2 separate regions of the Homo sapiens genome follow, and region 1 is linked to region 2. A link is a contact called in ENCODE Hi-C or POLR2A ChIA-PET data. All regions are on one chromosome and are shown on one strand. The core of a region is the stretch at or near the end of the contact, and the rest is flanking DNA. Distances in the headings are between cores, read along the strand shown. Region 1 holds the start of OCIAD1 (OCIA domain containing 1). Region 2 overlaps NIPAL1 (NIPA like domain containing 1).

Region 1 (6,553 bases), core at 443-2,942, 790 kb after region 2:
TCAACAAATTCATTTAAGAAATATTTGTTGGCTTCATATGATCATGTGCCAATCACTGATGCTAGGCAAATACGGCTCCTACTGTCATAGACCTTTTTAGTGAAGAGAGACAATACACAAACAAATCATTGTTTTAGACCATAACAAATACTATGAAAACAATAAGCAAGGTAACATGGAGAGTGACTGGGGTGCCATGTTAATTGGGTGGTCAAGGAATGCCTCTCTGATGTGGTGACATCAACTGAAGTCTCAGACAAAAAGCCACGTTGAACATCTGGAAGAACAGTGGTCTAGAAGAGGGAACAGCAATTGCACAAGCCCTGGGCCCAGAAGTAAATTAGCTTGTCCCAGGAACAAAATGAGTATTAGTTACTAATACTGATTATCTCAGGGATTTATTTGGTTCTATAAAGACTTACAAGCCAACATCTCTGTCCTAAAGGAGCTCTGTAACAGAGACAGACGTAAGTAAAAAAGATCACTATTCAGTGCAAAAGTACATTGCAGTGACAGCAGTATGGACAAGCTAAGGACTAAGAAGGAAGAGTGATTACTTCTCTGGGGTGTATTTCAGGGAAGGCATCACAAAGGTGGTGATGTAAAAGCAGAATTTTGAAATATCGTTAGAATTGACAAAGCAGGGAGTAGAGTTGTACTGGGGAAACAGTGCACAGAGAACACTGAGGGCAAAGACCTCCAGGCTGTTTCTTGTTAGTGAACCCTGAAATAGAAGAAAGTGACGCTCAAAAGGCACAGGCACCACCAGGCCATGATGGGCCTTATATTCGGTGCATGACTGGAGCTATCAAAAGACTCCAAGGAAGGAAACACAGCGTTGGATTCGTTTCACGTGACTGTCTCCCTTAAGTATGTCTTCGGGAGAATAAATGTTAAATGATAAAGTGGCAAAGGGGCTCAGAAAGAGATGAGAAACCTGAGAGGCTTTGAGGGGTTGACAAATAGTAGGACTGGATTTGCCCACTGTTTAGTCACTAATAACTTGCAGTACATGGCACTAATAAATACTTCAGGAAGGAATGTATGAAAATGAGTAAAATGCTGATTGGCTGGGTGTGGCAGCACCATGTCTGATGTGTAGAAGTCGTGAGCCCCCTCATTAATAGACAGTGATGTGTTGTTTTAATTCTAACAACCCTATATGTAATTCCACTTTTCAGGTGAGAAAAACCGTAGCCTCAGAGAGATCACGGTACCCTGCCAGAGGTTGTAGAACTTGTTGGAAACTTGGATCAAGAGGGTGTGACAAATAACCAGGTATGCATGCTTAAAAATTACTTTCTACTACTTAGCCTACAGGCTCAAAGAATGAAATTATCTCATAAAAGAGATAATTTATAAAGTCGCTCTCAAAAGAGGGACAACAGAGGGTTCCGGAACGTTCCCGCCAGCCGCCACGAGAAGACCAGAGAGGTGCATCACAACAGCCCAAAGTCAAGCCTACTCCCAACCCCCTTCCCCGCCATCCAGGGAAGGGGCGGGGCAGGGTTCTTGGTCCGCCGCTGTCGCCTGCGCAGTCGCAGTGCGGCTCGTGGCCGCAGCTGCCTGAAAGGGCAAAGGGACGAGTATACGCATGCGTCTATTCCTAGGCTGCTGGCTCTCAGACCCGCAGTGAGGTCTGACGTCATTTCCTGCCGTAAGTATACAGTGCCTCCGGGTCGCGGTCATTTTGAGCCCCTGTCTGGATGACTTCTTGCGGCTGTTCTACCCCTCCCCCTCCCCGCGGTACCTTGCACTTTTCTCCCTCCCTGCCCCCTCTCGAGTCCACCCTCCGGGCCTTCTGCCCCTGATCGCTTGGTTTTCCTTGCAGTCGCCTGCTGCTGTCGTCGGGAGGTGGGTGAGGTGACGCAAACAGCCCCGTTGTTGCCCTCCGCGTATCCCCTCACCACCTTTGCGGCCATCCACGACTTTCGCACCTTCCGCCATTTTCCTGCCTGTGAGGGTGGACAGATCGCGCTCGGGTCTCGGCCTCCTGAGTGCCGGTGACTGCGGGAGGCGACGGAGTGCTTCTGGGGGTGTGAGCTGGGGAAGTTCGTGGTCACGGATGCGTGTGGGGTTGCTGCTCAGTCTGTAACGGCAGGTGGGAGACGGACACTGGGTGGAGGATGGAGTGCGGTAATCAGCGGTTGTAGGCCGCTTAGGCTTTAATCCAGCGTTGTTTTGTGTAAAGAACTTAAAATGGTATTGTCTTAAGCGCCGTGTCAGCCCTGACAGTCTTCCTGGTGTTTCTAGGAAGGATGCCGTTATGGGAAATAAGAGGGTTTCATTTTTTCTCATACGGTTGTAGGGTAAAGGTAGTTTATTCAGCAGGCTCCATCCATCCATGAATTCAGCTGACCTTTTTTATTTCTTTTCTCTAATTAAGGGGTTGGCATGTAGTAGGCCTTCATGGCTTATTGACTGAATGAATTATGGAAGGGCTCAGTTGCTGTCCTCATTGTGTATGCCATTTCCTGTTTCCATGCAAATTGTTTTTAAAATGAGAATAATCATGATCCCACGTAAACGTTCTGTAAAATACGGTTACTTGATCTGTTGGTCTGAGTCCCAATATATGAGTTTTTAAAAAAAGAACCAAATAAAAAATGTATATTCTTGGAATTTTATGCATTTTTTTCTTATATTCTTGGGGTGGAAGGAAATTTGGAGATACAGAATTTGCTGTTAGTTTTACCTCACAGGGAGAAGGATATGTCGTCTTTGTTATTCCATAATTTTGGAGTGCTCCTTTGTGGGAGAGGTTGAATGTTTCTGATGATTATTTCATTTTTTAATATGGAAGCTCAGAAATGACTTGAAATTTTTTTTCTCTTCTATTTTGGGGAATTATCCTAATCATTGGGCATAGATTCGAGAAACGACCAAAACATAGGATGTGAAAGAACCCACTTCCAGGAGGAAAAAATATGTCTGTTATTTTATTGATATCTTGATAGTAAAAAAAATTATAAACTTATAAAACGCATATGCTTTTTCAATTAAGGGACTTAACCTGAATAGTGAGTTCCAAATTAATCAGTAGGTCTGTTACTTTTTCATCTAGCTATTTACATGTGGAGTACGTAAGATATAGTAGTGTTTAATAAATATTTGTTGATTGATTGCTGTGTAGACTAGTAGTTTTACTATATCATACGTCTTGATTTACTTTGACCTATCTAGTGATAGTTTCTAATACTTAATATGTAATGTTTTTGATACAGGAAAGATGAATGGGAGGGCTGATTTTCGAGAGCCGAATGCAGAGGTTCCAAGACCAATTCCCCGTAACTATCTATTAAGTATTTATAATTAGAAGCACTTCCTATGTAAAGGAATTTTCACTGCCTTGAGTAACAGTGGCAGGTGGGCTGGCTTCATGGGCATGTGCAGACAGCGCCCCATACTTGGTTTCATGTTCTAGTCTTGTTATCTTGAAATTCATAATCATTTGGATAAGGAGTCCCACGTTTTTATTTTGCACTGGGCCCAGCACATTAGGTAGCCAGTCCTGACTAGCAGATAGTAGCATTAATTCTATTTGAAGTCAAAGTTTGTTGAAAGTGTATAAGTGGCCTGGCTCGGTGGCTCATGCCTGTAATCCCAGCACTTTGGGAGGCTGAGATGGGTGGAACACCTGAGGTCAGGAGTTCGAGACTAGCCTGGCTAACATGGTGAAACCCCGTATCTACTAAAATACAAAAAATTAGCCTGGCGTGGTGATGGGTGCCTGTAATCCCAGCTACTCGGAAGGCTGAGGCAGGAGAATCGCTTGAACCCCGGGAGGTGGAGGTTGCAGTGAGCCGAGATCGCGCCATTGCACTCCAGCCTGGGCAACAAGAGTGAAACACTGTCTCAAAAAACAAAAAAAGTGCATAAGCCAGTTGTTTTATTATTTGAGTTTAAAAAATGGGTGCCTCTTGTTAATGTTTAGGCTAAGATAATTTTTCAGACCTAGTTTTATTATGGATAATTTAATGTTTTCTGATTTTCCCTGGTAAAAAGACATAGGGCCTGATTACATTCCAACAGAGGAAGAAAGGAGAGTCTTCGCAGAATGCAATGATGAAAGCTTCTGGTTCAGATGTGAGTTCAATTTTCTAATTAATATAATTTGATCCAAAATTTGTACCTGAAATTTTGACTTGAATTTGAACCTGAAATTATAATAACTCCGTATAGAACAAATTGGCAAACTTTTTGCATAGTGTGGTTGTTGTTAAAAGAGATTAAGGAGATAAAGGAATTGCACACATTTTAAAGTAATTATTTCCAGATTTTTAACAAAACCATGAGGTAATTTTGTTGATAATAGTAATAGTTAGCATTTACTGTGTGTACATAGATTATATAAAAACAACCCAATAAGGTTGATAACTATTATTACCCTCACTTTACAGGTGAAGGAATTGAGGTTTAGAGATGTTAAATGGCAACACTTAGTGTTACACAGGTGATAAATTACGATGTTTGGAGTTGAAAACAGGTCTGTCTGAAACAGATTTTACTCTTAATGCTTTTAACCATTATATAATAGCAGATTAGTTCCCATTTTATCATTGTGAAATGTTGTTATACTACCAGCTCTTGATTTCTGATTAAAGAAATATATATATATTTGTGTATATATATATATCAAGATTGTATTTTTTAAATACAGAGATTGTTGGAAGCAGTATACAAAATATACTCTCACTATTTAACAAAGAATTGGTATTGCTTTACTTGGAAACTGTAGTCCTTTCAGGTAAAAAGGAGGATGAATTTTTTTTTGTTTTTGTTTTTGTTTTTTTGAGATGGAGCTTCGCTCTTGTTGCCCAGGCTGGAGTACAATGGTGTGATCTCAGCTCACTGCAACTTCTGCCTCCTGGGTTCAAGCGATTCTCCTGCCTCAGCCTCCTGAGTAGCTGGGATTACAGGCATGTGCAACCATGCCCAGCAAATTTTTCTATTTCTAGTAGAAGCGGGATTTCACCATGTTGGCCAGGCTGGTCTTGAACTCCTGACCTTAGGTGATCTGCCTTGGCCTCCCAAAGTGCTGGGATTATAGGCGTGAGCCACCATGCCTGGCAAATTTTTTTTTAAAAAAGGCAACTTGGCACGGTGCCTCATGGCTATAATTGCAGCACTTTGGGAGGCTGAGGCAGGAGGATTGCTTGAGCCCAGAAGTTCAAGACCAGCGTGGGCAACATAGAGGGGCCTTGTCTCTACCAAAAATGAAAGAAATTAGCTGGGTGTGGTGATACGTAGCTGTAATCGCAACCATTTGGGAGGCTGAGGCTGAGGTAGGAGGATCCCTTGAGCTGGGTACATAGAGGCTGCTGCAGTGAGCTATGATCACATCACTGCATTCCAGCCTGGGTGACAGAGCCAGACCCTGTCTCAAAGAAAAGAAAAAAAGGGCAACTTAAGCCATTAAGGAGGATGTATGTTTTCATCAGTCAGCCTGATATGTATGCTTAAAATGTGCAAGGTACCTGTTGGGAAGATAAGTTTTATGAAAGACAGACTTTGTCCTGAATTAATTTTCTTTTTTGTTTGTTTGTTTTTGTTTTTGAGACGGAGTCTCACTCTCTTCCCCAGGCTGGAGTGCAGTGGTGTGATCTCTGCTCACGTCAACATCCTTCTCCTGGGTTCAAGTGATTCTCCTGCCACAGTGTCCTGAGTATCTGGGACTACAGGCGTGCGCCACCATGCCCGGCTAATTTTTGTATTTTCAGTAGAGACTGGGTTTCACTATGTTGGCCAGGCTGATCTCGAACTCCTGACCTCAGTTGATTCACCTGCCTTGGCCTCCGAAAGTGCTGGGATTACAGGTGTGAGCCACTGCGCCTGGCCCTGAAGTAGTTTTATATGTGGTGAGACAAAGCTAATACATGAAACACTTAGAGATTAAGTGTGTAACTGCAGAAGACTTTTTAAAGAGATAAATTAATTAGAATTGACTTACTGAAATTGAAAAATTTGAATAACTTTTGAGATTTTAAAACTCAAAATTTTCTCAAAATTTTACCAAATTTCAATTTGGTAAAAACTGAAGCCTCTTACAATTTTACAGTTGTGTTTTTCTGTAACATAAGGTGGAATACCTGAGTTGGAAAAAGACCTTTATTTGTTAAGCAAACAATACTTTAACAACTTTATAATAGTACTGTAGGCCAGGTATGGTGGCTCACACCTGTAATCCCAGCACCTTGGTTTTGTTTTGTTTTTTATTTTTGTAGATACTAGGTTTTGCCATGTTGCCCAGGCTAATCTTGAACCCCTGAGTTCAAGCGATCTGCCTGCCTTGGCCTCCCCAAATGGTGGAATTTCAAGCATGAGCCACTGAACCTGGCCCCAGCACATTGGGTGGTTGAGGCAGGAGGATCGCCTGAGACCAGGAGTTTGAGACCAGCCTTGGCAACATAGTGAGACCCTGTCCCTAATCCCCCAACAACAACAACAAAAGAATTAATAGTTAATAAGTAGATAAGTGAAGAGGAAAGGTGGAGTAGCATTTGGAAGAAAGGAGTAGTGAACAAAGGCAGAGTTTGCAATAACTTCATCTCTG
Region 2 (6,898 bases), core at 3,844-6,343:
ATCTCGGTTCACTGCAACCTCCGCCTCCCAGATTCAAACGATTCTCCTGCCTCAGCCTCCAGAGTAGCTGGGATTAAAAACGCTTGCCACCACACCCGGTTAGTTTTTGTATTTTTAGTAGAGATAGGGTTTCACCATGTTGGCCAGGCTGATCTCGAACGCCTGACCTCAAGTGATCTTCTCCCCTCTGCCTCCCAAAGTGCTGGGATTACAGTCATGAGTCACCATGCCCGGCCTTGCCGTGATTCTTTCGATGATAGCAATGTCTTAATTATTCTGTTCTGTAAATTTAGATTTGTTTAATGATGTTTTCCTAATGGTGAATACTCCTATAGATTTGGGGGGATGTAGCGTAGCAGCCAGACAAAGGGAAAAAGAAAAAAATCATGCTGGTGTTCCTTTCTCTCTCTACAATAAGCATTTGCCTGGTGTAGTTGCCAGCATGAAATACTACATTCTGTGGGCAAGTTTCCCACTGTGTTCTGTGAGAATAACTTGGCCCCAGTACCAGAGCCCAGCTCTTGAAGGGATTTCTCTCACTCTAGAAGTTATTTATAGCACACTATATCATGCAAGTCTAGAGTTCCTCAGATAAGAAAAAGATTACATTCAGGAGCATATCATGACTTTAAAACAGCTGCCTGGATCTCGTTAAGCTACTGAGATACTGTTACTTGCTTATAGATCACTTACAATAGAGGGATATCTAACTTCATGGGCCTATGGCAGGTATTTCTGGCTATTCCCTACCTACACACCAGATTTAACCATTCTAATTTTCCAAGCTGGTTTTGGTTTCTGTGGGTAACCTACAAAGCTGTAGGTATTCTTGAGCAAGTGAAATAATTCTCTGCTTACTACAAAGCTACCTCTACTAGATTTCATTAGAGTCACCAAATATGTCTTCAATATTGAAGTAGCTAAAAATTTCTATTGAAAGCCATTTAAAATGAGTACTCATCTGTCACCATTTTTTGCATCTTTTGAGTTTATCACCTGGTATTACAGTTTGTCTGCATCTCTTAATATTAATTATCTCCTACCTGCTATAAAACATGTTACATCATTCTTTTTAGCTAGATCTTCCCATGTATTTGGGTTAAAAGTCCACTGCTTTGCATGAGTCATTTGTTTTTCTCTTCTGACAAGTAAGCCCATTTTTTATATCAATATCTCTGCTTGCTTTCTAGTGGGAGCAGGAGAGGCTGCAAATTTTGCTGCTTATGCTTTTGCACCTGCCACCTTGGTCACCCCTCTGGGTGCTTTGAGTGTTCTCATAAGGTATGTGAGCAACAGGGAACTTGGCTTCTGTAGGTATTTTAAGACCAAGATAAACTTAAACCATAATAAACATATGGCTATGGATATCTAAAAGCAAACACACAAATCTAGACCAACCTGGGCTCTAAAAGTCTAGATGAACCCAAATTATTTCTGAGGCTCCTGGGAAGCTTTGGTCAAGTCACTCAGGCTCAGTTTACTCATTCATAAAGTGAGAACAATACTTTTTCTTGCCTGAAATCACAAAAATAACTTGAGAAGACTATAAAATAACAGTAGAAATAGGAAATAGACTGTCACATTATTATTTTAAAAACCTAAGACACAGTGAGTTTGATTTCCTACTAACATAAATGTGTTTTACATTTGTAACACTGCAATGAAGCATAGAAGATTTTTTAAATCTCTCATCAGAACAAATTGCCAGAGTCCTGTCAATTATTTTCCTCATCATAGTGGTTAATGACCATAGTTATCAGAGGACTTTTACAAGCATGGTGTTTTGGTTAAATTTTAACTCTCACTACAATTCTTGCATTGTTTGCTGGATACTTCTGTTTGGAGACCCTGTAGTTTTGATAGTGGAAACAGGAATAATTTTCCTATTTCATGGAATGTGGATCTAATTTTTCTGAGTTTATTATGATCCCAAATGAATGTGTTTGATAAGCATATACATTTTTGTCTGTTCTTTTCTTGTCTTTTTGTTTTCTATTCATTACCAACCTCTAGTATAAAACCTATGATTGAGCCTACTAAATTCTTTTTAGCTTCTGTATAGGATTGTTATGAAAATTAAGTGAGTTAATACACATAAAGCACTTCAAACACTTGTCTATGCAATGAATAGCTAGTAGTAGTAGTAGTAATAGTAGTATCTTCACTAAGGCTGCAGTCCTAAAGGTGGCCACATGAGGGCAACTCTAGGAAAGTACCTGGTAATTTATCATAATCTTGAGGACAGATGGGTACTTAATTGCCTTCATGGGGATGCCAGAGCATTAGAGGAAGGAGGCTGGCTTGCAGAAACCACAGCAACTGAAGCATTAGCAGTACTGGATAGGTCTAAGTATCAGAGCAGTAACAGGTGGTAAGGAAGTATTTTGATATTTTGAAAGTCTGTATCAAGCTTCTCCAACCCATGGCCCATGGGCTGCATGTGGCCCAGGACGGCTTGGAATGTGGCCCAACATAAATTTGTAAACTGTCTTAAAATATTATGAGTTTTTTTTGTGATTTTTTTTTCTTTAGCTCATTAGCTACCATTACTGTTACTGTATATTATGTGTTGCCCAAGACAATTCTTCCAGTGTGGCCTAGGGAAGCCAAAAGATTGGATACCCCTGGTCCGTTTGATTGTAGTGGTGTGAACTAGCTGATTATTAGCCCTGAGCAGAGTAATTTTTCTTTAGGAATGTATCTTTCTTGGAAACATCCATGGGCATACATATTCTAAATGTATCATGCCAGTAAGATATAAAAGATTTTCTATTTTGTTTGGCTTTACAGGAAAAGATGGGTAAATTGAAAATGACTTGAGTAGAACCTCTTGTAAGATCACTGGAAGATTATGGGATATAGAATATTATAGCTCTTTAGATATAAAAACAGTGAAGCATATTTGATTGCCCATCAGTTCTGAGTTTCAAACCAATCTAGGGTTTCAGTGTCATATAGCATATTCCAGTCAGCTCATTGGGATACATGGTGGCATGTACCACAGTGTGACTTCTGAGCTGCCATGGGATCAAAAGGTAATTGAGCTATAGTGATTTTTAATTTTTTCTCTCCCAACAGTGCAATATTATCTTCCTACTTTTTAAACGAGCACTTGAACATTCATGGGAAAATAGGCTGCATATTAAGTATATTGGGGTCAACTGTGATGGTTATCCATGCCCCACAAGAAGAGGAAGTCACATCTTTGCATGAAATGGAAATGAAATTGAGAGACCCAGGTCTGTGATTCAACCTAAAGAACCACTCAAATTCTGCTCCACTTTCTCTCCTCACCAAATAGTATCTGTAATAATATTGTAATAAGCTTTCTACATTGTGGGCCGCATTGTGGGTTGTGAGACACAGTGAGGTTTGATTATTATTTCTCCTGAAAAGATGGCAGAACTTATTTTTGTGTTCATGCTTCCCCTGTTACACAATGAAAGGGAGAGGTGGGGATGGTAGAGGCAAAAGACATATATTCAAAATCAAATCTTTGCCACTCTCTTCCTCTGAAAATAAAAAGTTAATCTGATAATATTCGCCCTAGCTCATAGTGGTATTGGTGAGATTTAAATGATATGTTTGTGAAAATCCTTTGTAAAATATTGAGAACTATGCAATAGAATGTTGTTTTTAATTTGATCTCACTTCTATTTCTAAAATACCTATGCTCTTAAACTCATGACTAACAAGATTTCAGAAAGGTATAATCCTGTGAGCATTTTCTAAAGTCAAATTCTTTTCTCCTTCTAACAGGGTTTATTTCCTTTGCTGTGATCATAACTGTGATCTCCTTGGTGCTGATTTTGATTGTGGCTCCCAAGAAAGGACAGACCAATATATTGGTTTATATTTCAATCTGTTCCTTGATTGGAGCGTTTTCAGTTTCTTCTGTGAAAGGCCTGGGAATTGCCATTAAGGAGCTGATAGAATGGAAGCCAGTTTACAAACATCCGCTGGTCTTTGTTTTGCTGGCTGTACTTGTGCTTTCAGTAACTACACAGATTAACTATCTCAACAAGGCACTGGACACCTTTAATACCTCTCTTGTGACACCCATTTATTATGTATTCTTCACATCCATGGTAGTGACTTGCTCTGCCATCTTATTCCAAGAGTGGTATGGCATGACAGCTGGAGATATCATTGGGACCCTGAGTGGATTCTTCACTATTATCATTGGCATCTTCCTTCTACATGCTTTTAAAAATACTGACATTACTTGGAGTGAGCTTACATCCACTGCTAAGAAAGAAGCCGTCTCTCTGAATGTCAATGAAAACAATTATGTTTTACTAGAGAACTTGGAGTGTTCAGCCCCAGGATACAATGATGACGTTACCTTGTTTAGTAGAACTGATGACTGAAGTCTCTAGAAACACTGAGTTTTAACCAATATGAGACACACGAAGAGGAAAATGAATGCTTGCTTCTTGGAAGAACTGCTAGGAAAGTTAGCATTTTTGCAGTTCTAACTAATTTAGATGTGAGGCCAAGTAAAAATGCCATTTTTTTGGCCATTGAATTTGAAAATCAAATTGATTATCCTCCAGAATCTCTACAAACTTTGAAATACTCTCTAAGGATCAAAGAAGTCAAAGAGCTATGTGTGTCTCAGAATAATCTCCTTCTTCTGGTCACAGTATCTTTGTCTCTGCCAGGTGGCTCTTCATTTCTTTGGTAGCTATTTTTAGACTTACAGTCATTCACCAATATACAGTTAGCAGTGTTCTGATAGACACAGTATCAGTCATATTCTCCGTTGAGTCATAATTTCAAACTCAACAAGATTTCAGAAAGGTATAATCATGTAATTTCTCATATTAAAACTGAGAAGAGAGGCCAGGCATGGTGGTTCACACCTGTAATCCTAGCAGTTTGGGAGGCCAAGGCGGACAGATCACTTGAGCTCAGGAGTTCGAGACCACCTTGGGCCACAAGGCGAGACCCTGTCTCTACAAAAAATACAAAAATTAGCCAGGCGTGGTGGCACATGCCTGTAGTTCCAGCCACCCGGGAGCCTGAGGTGGGAGGATTGCTTGAGTCTGCGAGGTTGGGGCTGCCGTGAGCCCAGATTGCGCCATTGTGCTCCAGCCTGGGTGACAAAGCAAGGCCCTGTCTCAAAAAAGAAGAAGAGAAAGGGCCAGGGGCTTTTGCTTTAAAAAACTTTTTTTAAAACAGAAGTGAAACCACGGGTGCTTTGTTCTTCCTTCTGCACCTCCTTCTTAAACTAGATAGCTAATTAGTTATTTTAAGAAAAAAGAAATTTAAAAAAAAGCCTGCTTTATTTGTTAGTGGGCTAGAATACACAAGACATACCCACCCATGAAGAGTTTATGAATTGTAACTTATTGACATTATCATAGGAATTTACTACCAGTTAAAGAGGGAGAACGGAGGAAGAGAAAAATACTTCAGATAAAGGAAAAAGTTTTCTTCTCACAAAAACACAGACACGTGATTGTTTTCACAGGTTCCATTAATTAACTCAGGTCTGGAAGACATAGGACAAAATGGAGTTTCTGAAGAAGTCCAGGTGAATTCAGCTTTGGAGTCACTTATGTTCATTTTTTTTCCTTTTCTTTTACTATTATCCTAAAGGTTATTTTTCTTGTTGATATAGAGATTTTTGTAAAAGATTGCTACATTATTTCAGGATTATATCCTACATTTCGATTGCTCTCAAATGTTTTATCCCTAAAGAGTGAGTTTTCCACAGACTGTTTGGAAGCAACTAGAAAAATCTTTGTGAAAAATCTGAACAAATTATCATAATGGCTCTCTTGAAATTTTGCACTTTCACCCTTATTAAGGAAATTATAATTAGTTACTAACCTTTAAAAATAGATATATTCTAATAGGATAGAAAGTTAACTTCCTGGCAAACAAAATACTAAGATCTCAGGGGCTACTGCAGGAAAATACCTTTTTCGCACATTAAAATGTTTATAAAATTTTCCCCTCTCATTTCAAATGCATGGCAGGAATAACATTTTTGGTGGTCTTTAATGTGATGGACAGATTTACTGTCACTTATTGATTTTATGGAAAATAAATTGGCTATCTTATTTTTATAACAATCTTATTTTTCTCAAAACAAAAATCCTAACCAAAAAGTTGTCATTAAAAAAAAAAAAATTCAGGTAGACTGAATGTTTTTCTGCTCTAACCTTAAATGTTATTAGGTTTGGTTTTTGTTTCTAAGCTACTTCAAGACTACCTGAGGTAATAATGGTAAACTTTATTATTCAGAATTCGATTAAACTAACTTCAGCATTTCCACAGTTCTATTAAACAATGACTGATGTTCACAATGACAACCTACCTGAGATGGCTGCAAGGCCCTAATGTTCCATTATACATTATAGTCTTTTCAGCATAGTTTAGTGTTGAGTGCAATTCTAATGCATTCTACGTTTTTGAAAATCGATAATCCATGGAAGGTCCATGGGTTGATACCTCAGGTCAAAAATGTGTTTACTCTGTTGATTGCTGTTTCACTTTACTTGTATATCAGATATATAAGCTATGAACACAAGTTTGTAGTAAAAGTATCTTCTGTCTGGGCAATGGCTCACACCTGTAATTCCAACACTTTGGGGGGCTCAGGTGGGAGGATTTCTAGTCCCCAGGAGTTTGAGACCAGCCTGGGCAATAAACTAGACCCCATGTCTCTAAAAAATGTAAAAAACATCAAGAGGCTGAGTCAGGAGGATCATTTGAGCTTAGGAGTTCAAGGCTGCAGTAAGTTATGATTGTGCCACTGCATTCCAGCCTGGGTGACAAGAGTGAGACCCTGACCCAAAAAAGTATCTTCTGATAAAGTGGCATTTGAAAATTGCAGAAATTTTAATATTTTTTCTTTTAATATTAAGAACTTTATTGATCTCTCTAG

Evidence for each region. A loop is a pair of places that touch in the nucleus more often than their neighbours do. ChIA-PET counts read pairs that join two places held with the same protein, here RNA polymerase II (POLR2A). Pooled maps may share reads with other maps.
Region 1: a pooled map shows a loop between it and region 2 (6-fold over the local background). The contact joins the promoter of OCIAD1 here to the enhancer-like site in region 2. A Hi-C loop is called at or near these places in 3 of 37 single-sample maps with no recorded cell type and 5 of 50 pooled maps. POLR2A ChIA-PET finds 5 or more read pairs at or near these places in 2 of 52 experiments (H1 and OCI-LY7).

What each region holds. Positions count from the first base shown.
Region 1 is chr4:48,829,396-48,835,948 of GRCh38, forward strand. OCIAD1 (OCIA domain containing 1) reads left to right here and starts at 1,693. Exons shown (of 9, transcript NM_017830.4): 1 at 1,693-1,854; 2 at 3,225-3,287; 3 at 4,006-4,086. The coding sequence starts at 3,230. RefSeq lists enhancers at 1,261-1,640, 1,483-2,046, 2,047-2,609.
Region 2 is chr4:48,031,803-48,038,700 of GRCh38, forward strand. It overlaps NIPAL1 (NIPA like domain containing 1), which reads left to right. Exons shown (of 6, transcript NM_207330.3): 4 at 1,191-1,281; 5 at 3,079-3,239; 6 at 3,760-6,898. The coding sequence ends at 4,370. Among named protein-coding and RNA genes, the nearest start is that of NIPAL1, 18 kb to the left of the region's middle. RefSeq lists enhancers at 4,871-5,130, 5,151-5,210. Within about 2 kb of position 5,094, at least 5 of the 41 ENCODE cell types and tissues checked have a DNase peak (open chromatin) inside an H3K27ac peak, as active enhancers do; they include OCI-LY7, where a contact is called at or near this core.